Regions from separate parts of the Mus musculus genome. Here regions 2 and 3 are each linked to region 1. A link is a loop called in an ENCODE intact Hi-C map of the cell type or tissue named here. Cell type or tissue: heart. All regions are shown on one strand.

The links. Hi-C counts contacts between places; a loop is a spot of excess contacts. Peaks named below come from ENCODE experiments on the same cell type or tissue, not always from the same donor. Only the 100,000 strongest peaks of a DNase experiment are listed, where the experiment ranks them.
Region 2: it touches region 1 in a loop (1.9-fold over the local background); 2 of 42 quality-filtered maps call a loop at or near these places.
Region 3: a loop joins it to region 1, with 10 times the contacts of the local background. A loop is called at or near these places in 7 of 42 quality-filtered maps.

The regions. Positions count from the first base shown.
Region 1 is chr1:51,135,856-51,138,355 of GRCm38, forward strand. All of the region lies in intron 7 of Tmeff2 (transmembrane protein with EGF-like and two follistatin-like domains 2), which reads left to right. Among named protein-coding and RNA genes, the nearest start is that of Cavin2, 150 kb to the right of the region's middle. In heart, a CTCF peak has its summit at 1,128; a DNase peak (open chromatin) is centred at 1,126; H3K27ac peaks cover 309 bases.
Region 2 is chr1:51,244,078-51,246,577 of GRCm38, forward strand. All of the region lies in intron 4 of 9330175M20Rik (RIKEN cDNA 9330175M20 gene), which reads right to left. Among named protein-coding and RNA genes, the nearest start is that of Cavin2, 44 kb to the right of the region's middle. In heart, no CTCF peak of the experiment used is centred here; a DNase peak (open chromatin) is centred at 1,544.
Region 3 is chr1:51,264,521-51,267,020 of GRCm38, forward strand. The region is part of intron 2 of 9330175M20Rik (RIKEN cDNA 9330175M20 gene); the gene reads right to left. Among named protein-coding and RNA genes, the nearest start is that of Cavin2, 23 kb to the right of the region's middle. In heart, a CTCF peak has its summit at 1,365 (motif pointing left); DNase peaks (open chromatin) are centred at 831 and 1,561; H3K27ac peaks cover 2,500 bases.

The DNA of each region.
Region 1 (2,500 bases):
CTCTGATGCTGATTACCACTCTTTTTAGTTCACTTTGTTTTTTATTTTTTATTTTAAAATATTTTTCTCCATTCTTTTCTTTGAAAAGTTCATGCATTTAAACACTACATTTTGAACATATCAACCACCATTACTTCCCTCCAGCTCTCCCAGTAACCTCTGCCTTGTCATCCTCCCAGCCTCACATCCATCCATCGTTTGTTCTTGTTATTATGACCCCGTGAGTCCAGCTGTTGACAGTTGCTGAGGAAGGGAGGGTAGCTCTGCCTGCTGGATGTGGGCTGGTTTTCCCATGCCCCCACTGATGGCCCCACACCTAAGCACATAGGAGCTGCACAGATTGTTTTCCGTCCTAATTGTATCTGCTTGGTGCACATAGAAAAGAACATTTCCCAGTGAACATAATCAGGTCACTCAGCATCCTAGAGATTTCTCTAGTTTGACAACAGAAAGTCTTGTAAGATGAAAAATTGTCATGATTAAGGGGCAACAGGCAGACTGATCAGGAAAAAGCACTTGCTGCTAACTCTAATGATCAGTGTTTGGTCCCCAGAACCCATCAGATGGCAGAACAACCAGCTCCTGCATGTCTCCTGCCACTTCCATCTCCACACTGCTACTGGGCGTGCACAAGCACACACCGAGACACTAAGTGCACACAAAGTAAAGAAACAAATGCGACAATTTCTAAAGTTATGTTTAAGCTTGCATGCTTGCTAGATTCCAAATAAAATAGAGAAGCAAAAAAGTTCATTGAAACTTGCAACTCATAGTTAAACATGGACTGAATACATGAAGTCCTCCCTGACGTTACTTCAGCTTCACATGATTTTTATACATGGTTTTATTGAAACATATAATATTAGAAAACATTGAAATAATTGTGTTTCTCAACATTTCCTAGTACCCAGCAGGATTTTCATTTTCCCAAGTTTGGGACATAGACATGAAGATCTAAAAGAATCAAATGAAAAATCAATATGTTATTGTCTGGATAATTTATATTTCACATGTTATAAACTCTCCAAGGAGGGTAAACAGGAACTCTATGACTCACATCCCTAGAAATCTGCTCTGTGCTCACAATTAATTTGATGTCACAGCAACTTCCCTTGTTAAACAAATGTCCACGGACGCTCCCACTGGAAGGAAATAGCAGTTGTAACTCACACTTTTCCAGATGTGGCATGAGTACTGTAAACTTAGGAACTTTTACCATGCCCTCCCCTTTCATTTTTGAGCCTACTTTAAAAGCTGGCAACACTTGCTTCTAACTAAATAGTGGCTATCTTCTTTAAAGAAAGTCTGAATATTAAAATAAATTTATTGAACCTCCTTTGTAATAACATCTAAAGGAAAGGCTTCAGCCAGGACCAACAGAGACTGGATTACAACTTTAATTTAAATAGATTTTATTTATTAAATAAATAAATAAATAAAAGAATACTATGTGAAACAAAAGTAACATATGCAGGAAGCTAGAACGTGTCTACCTTGTACAGAGACAGGAATCTATGTTCCTCATAGGCATAAAAGTGTAGTCCACACCAGAAAACTGAAAGAAAAATTTCCATCATATTTCAAGCAGAATTACTATCTGTTTGGGCTGTCTGGAATCACCTTCCTGTCCTCTCTCTTTTAATGAGACCCGAGGCATTTTCTGACTCTTGATTCAAAGGCTTTGCCTCTCTGTTTGCCAGGCCCAGTGATAAGTTCCTGCCATAGAAACAGAACAGACCCTCTGATACCAGTCCACAAGCTTAGACTTAGGTCTCTTTTTTTTCACTACAGAAAGAGCCCTAACCCACGGGTTTTCTAAATCACAAAGGTAGGACTTCCTGGCTTTAGCATATGATAATATGATAATAATAATCTTCCCTTGTGGACACGTAGATAAGATGGCACACTGTGTGTGTGTGTGTGTGTGTGTGTGTATGTGTGTGTGTGTGTGTGTGTGTGTGTGTGTGTACCCTCACCAAGTCTTGCACTAAAAGGAAAGTGAATTTTAAAACTGTGCTTCTCTATGTCCAATGTGTATCTATATATGTGTCTCCTGATGGGTTCCTGTCTGGCTGAGAGGCTCATCAAGCCTTGGAAAACATAGACACATATTTTTTTTCCAGTGAAAATGTACTTAATTTTATAGCTTGTTAGATGTTCACAAAAAAACCCATAAATTTCAACTACTTTAGTTTTTATCATCTAAAAATTAAAATGTATTTTATTTTGTGGTATCCTACTTATATCAGTTTCCAAAAAGGATTTGTGGTGTTTTTATAATTAAACTACAGTCAATGAGGGTCTTTAAACAGAGATGGACAACATGGAGAGCTGAACTGTTAGGGGAAAGAAAAATACCTGAGCATGGCTATTCCGGTTAAAGCACTTAGCCCTAAGCTTCTTTGCAACCAGTATAAGAAAGAAATTATGGTTGAGTCGGTTTATTTCACAAATATCCGGAAAGTCCTGCTATGCAGCAATGCTGTCCCAGGCTCTACAG
Region 2 (2,500 bases), 110 kb after region 1:
AGATATTCATTGGCTCATAACAGTTGGCAGGCACAACCATCTGTGGATCCAAAGTTCAAACTATTTGTTTTCACTGCTACAGCTGCCTTGATATTTCTCCTTCTCAGCTGGAACCTCTGGCCTCTAAGGTAGCCTGGACAACCTTGCAAAATCTCTGACCTTATTAGGTTTTTATTAAGAACTGTAGGTATTACAGTTTTTTAAAAAGTATGTATTTAAAAAAAAAGAAAGAGAGAAACATGCACACACATACACTAATAGAAAGGGGGCATGCTTTCACCCATATTGTGTGTGTGTGTGGAGGGGGGTATGTGTCTTGTCTTAATGTAGAGGGCTCTTTACTTGGAAAGAATCCGAAAGTCAGAAAGGCAAACATAAAGATAATTAAGAAAAATGATGGTGTTTGTTGCCTCAGAAGAAATAAATCTTGTGTGTCTCTCCTTTATTTATTGATTAAACAAGGAGCCCTACAATGCATTCAAGCTCCTGCTTTTGTCACTAGAAAGGTAACACTGATGTGCATTATTTCATTATAGGAAATGCTAATCTATATTTCTCATTTAGAATCTAAACTCTCTGCTTGGCTGAAATCTCACAGCTTCTACCACTGATAAGAGAAACCTAATGAGCCCAATGTCACCACAGCCAAACTTCCCAATTAGGCCAGTGTCTGCACACACGTATTCTGGGAGCTTCCAAGGCGGTCTTGACAGCTTGGAGTTAGAAATCTATGGTGAGAAAAATCAAGCTATTAACCAGGCATCCTTCTGAACGCAGTTAGCCCCACCCCCACCCCCCCATCCCCTTTCTCCCACTAGATAGCAGAATTGCATTTTAACAGAAAGGTAGAGAGTGTTTTCTAGGGCTGCAAAAGATGTTGAACAAATTTCCTATAACTATAACTTCCTCTCGTTTACCAACTTGATGTGGAATAAAACAATGTGGATATTTGGCAAAACAATGGATAGTCTTCTTAGGTGACTTCTTTAGGTATGCCTCTTTTAGCATGTATTAAACCAACAGAATCCCAACCAAGAGCTTTTTTTTGCCTATGCACCCTTCACTGTGCATGAAACACTAGATCAAGAATTATGAAGAGCAAATTTGGAAAATAGAAATTTCAGATTATAAGAGCTATTTCTCACTAGGTATCATCCCACCAAAGCAACACTGCCACAGTAAAACAGTCATTCTTTGTGAATGAAATATGAGTGAAGTACTTCCTACATGGAAAGCAGTGTGAGTATCATTGGGTTCTCAGGGATGAAGATAAATCAGTCAGGATCACAACTTGGATCGTTCCCAGTCATGAAGGGAATCACCAAATAATTTATGTGATAAGACAGAAACATGAGACACACAAGCAATGCAATGAAAGTCAAGAGGCACATTCAGCTTTGAAAGCAGAACAATGCAAAGCTTCCTAGAGAATGAGAGTCTTAGGGAAAGGAAAGACTTGACTGTAAAGTCCTCATAAACAACAAAGGCACACCAGCCTGAGGAAGGAGCCAAACAAAACCAGGAAGGTCGCCGGAACTTGCTTGTGAGCCAAGTTGAGTGAGAAAGCAGGCAAAGGACAGACATGTGAATAAGCATTGGAAATCATTTACCCACAAACATCAACCTAGGAAGGCTCTTAGTATACTTCTGGCAATTTCTAAGGCACCGGGGCAAGAGCAAAACAAACAAGCCAACAAGAGCTCAGCTTGCACAGAGTTATGCTCTAGCTGGAGGAGATTTAAACGGAAAAGAATGAAAAATGATGTGTCAGTTAGTTTGAACGAATGTAACATCCGTGCACAAAGGCTTTAGAATGTAGCTAGGGACAATTGTTTGATAAGGCACCTTTTACAAAGACATTTAAAGCAGGTGAAGGATAGATTAAATTATCTTACAGAGTTATAGTTCAGACAGAGACCCTAGAACTGAGATGTAAGTGTGGTTAAGGTAAGACATGTGGATGGCCTGGCAAAAATGGAATCAAGAGATAAATATTAGTAATGGGCTCGGAGGATAGGTGCAAGTCACATCTTCAGGGCATGGCTGCTAAAGGTAGAACTTGAAGATGAGAAAACATTAGAAGGTTTAGGAGAGAAATGGCCGAGCTATATCTTGGGATGAGCACTGCAGCTACTGTATGGAGAACAGAGAGGAAGTGCTGAGGGTGGAATGCAAGAGACCAAGTAGATCACAGAAGCATGCAGAACATTCAGTGAAAGGCATGGATGAGATTTGTTCACGGGGGTAAGAAAAGTTGAAAGACCTCTGATAAGGAGCTTATTCCCATTATGAGTTGAAAAATATTTCCCTTTTTGTTTGAAAAAAATTTTTAGATTATATGGTTTTCAGTTAATTAGATCCCAACATGTCAGCTCAGGTAACACAGAAGTTCTGAGAAAGAAGATAGGCTACCAAGAGAGCTAACTGTGGAACACATCAACCAAGAAAGAGAGTCACATGAACTGTCCAGATCAATTCAAATACCCCCTAGCAAGGAATC
Region 3 (2,500 bases), 130 kb after region 1:
ATAAATATGGAAGGGCAGAAATGACATCACAAAGTTGTCCTTTATCCTAATACACATACATACATACACACACACACACACACACACACACACACACACACACACACACACAAATATGAAGAATAGGAGGTGGTGGTGGAGGAGGAAGAGGAGGAAGAGGACAAGGAGCAGGAGTGTAGTTTATGCAAAATAAAGTTTTTCCTAAGAGTTAAAAATCTTCTCTGACATTGTTCAAAATCATGGCACCTACAGAGATTCTGCATGGCCTCTTTGGCCCTCTAAAAAGTGCCCCCCAGTCAAATCACTACTATATTTTTTCCCTGGTTCTCTGGTGTAGCTCATCAAATTCCAGCTTGTGAAATGCCTAGGGGTCACAATTTTGAATGTGGCCTTCTTCCCTAGACACACATCTAAATCCTTGACAAAACCCGGTTCCATCTCCTATTGTCCTGACTCTAACAGTGCTCTGCGTTCAAACATGATGCTAGTCTCTCTCACATCTTCTATTAGTGCTATCCTGGGAAGCAAAGTGTGTTGAAAAAAAAATTAAAAAAAAAAAAAAAGACAATAACAAGGAACAGATTGCAAGAAAAAAACAGGAATCTGCTGGTGCCTCCCTCGGATTTGCCCCTTTGCTGTCATGCACTGGGGTGTGAAGAAGCACAGCTTGGGAGGAATTTGGCCTACTCTGTAAAGGTCATGAAAGTTTCCAACAGAAAGTGCTGACTCATAGTCCATACATCCTGATATTTCAGCGTGTTCAGGAAAAATGCAATCCACTCCAGCACACCCTTTCTTTCCATGGTTTCTTGCCAGTTCACTTGTGAGTGTTACCACAAAGGGCAGTTCAACAGCCAAGGTGAGGGAAGTTGCTGATTTGAACAAAAGTTCAATTGCAGGGCAGGAGGACGCAGGCCCTACTGTGCCTTGTGTTTACCAAAGAGACAGGTTTCATCAAAACAGAGAGATCTCAAACATGCAGCTCAGAGTTTTGGCATTTTTCAAAGCAAATTTTTAGAGACTGCCTTTCTTCCTGGGTTCTGTACACACACATTTGCACGCACACACAAACAGCAGCTTTGAAATTGTATGGTATTGTCTCAGAACTTGAAGCACGGCCAGTTTTTGACCTTCACTTCCCAACACTTCAGGAAACAGGAATTCTCACACCCTTGGGCCTCTTAGTAAAACAAGCCCCTGGAAAACTCTCCAAAAAAAAAATACTTGATTGTACATACTGCATGCATATCATTCTCTCTTCTCTCTCAAAACATGCAAGATCACACATTCTAGATCTTGATACAAACTCCTAACAATCAAACAATATGCTATGCAACAGACATATACAACACACGCCATCAAGTTGCCATCTGCAGGCGAGTCTAGGAAACATGGACTAAACAGCATTTGCTTCCCAGGGGTATAGAGAAACAGCCCCCACCCTTGCTCTGTACTTCTAGGATAACACTCAACACTCAGATTCCAAGACTGAGGGGACTGACCAAGCCTTAGTGCGTTCCCACTCCAGCGTGCCTGACAAAGACTAGGATCCTTGACAAGAGGACTGGCAGGAGAGAGGTGTGGTTCCCAAGAGAAAGCAGAACATTGTTATCAGAGGAAATAGCATTCCATTCATGGCAGGAAAACTGAGAGATTAGCTCTTAAGCAAGCAGAGTAATATCCAACCTCAGCCAGACCTTCAACAGTTGTACAGGCTATGATAAGGAGCAGGATGCTTAGCTGCTGTTGTGAGCTTTCCTCCATTTAAGACTGTGGCCCTAAACACAGTAAGGCCACCATTATTAAGAAGGCAGGATACCTTAGTATGCTCATGGAAAAAGAGATTTCCCCCAAGCCTTTTGTCAATTCTCTGTCAAAATGAAAATTGAGCAAAAAGTTATTTTGTTTTTTCAGTGCAGGTTTGCTCTGTGTATCCCTGGCTGTACTGGAACGTGCTCTGTAGATCAGGCTGGCCCAAACTCAGAGACCTGTCTGCTTCTGCTTCCTGAGTACTGTGATTAAAGAGGTATGTCACCATGCCTAGTTAAGCAAGAAATTTTTAATTCACAAAATTACAGAGGCTGGGAGTATAGTTGATAGTAGAACACTTATCTATCATGCCTTTGGCCTCAGAGTTGATTCCCAGGTTAGAAATGGGGAAAGGAAAGAGTATACAGACTGTGCAGGAGGTCTCTAAATCTACAGGAGCTTGTTTCTTGTTGTTGTTGTTTTGTTAGCTTGTTTGTGTGTTTCTTGTGTACATATGTTTTGTCATGACATAGCTGTTTCTAGCAGAACAATCTGCTTTATATAGAGTGAAAATCTGTTTACCTTTGAAACTGTAGAAATAAACTGCATTCATATTTGGCAACTTCTCAAACACTTGAATTATGGCTATGACCTCCTTCTAAAACACAATAATAATAATTGACCATTTTAGGCTTGAACACCTCCCATTTCTTTGAATAGTTTCTCCTGAAATGCTGCTACGCATCCATCC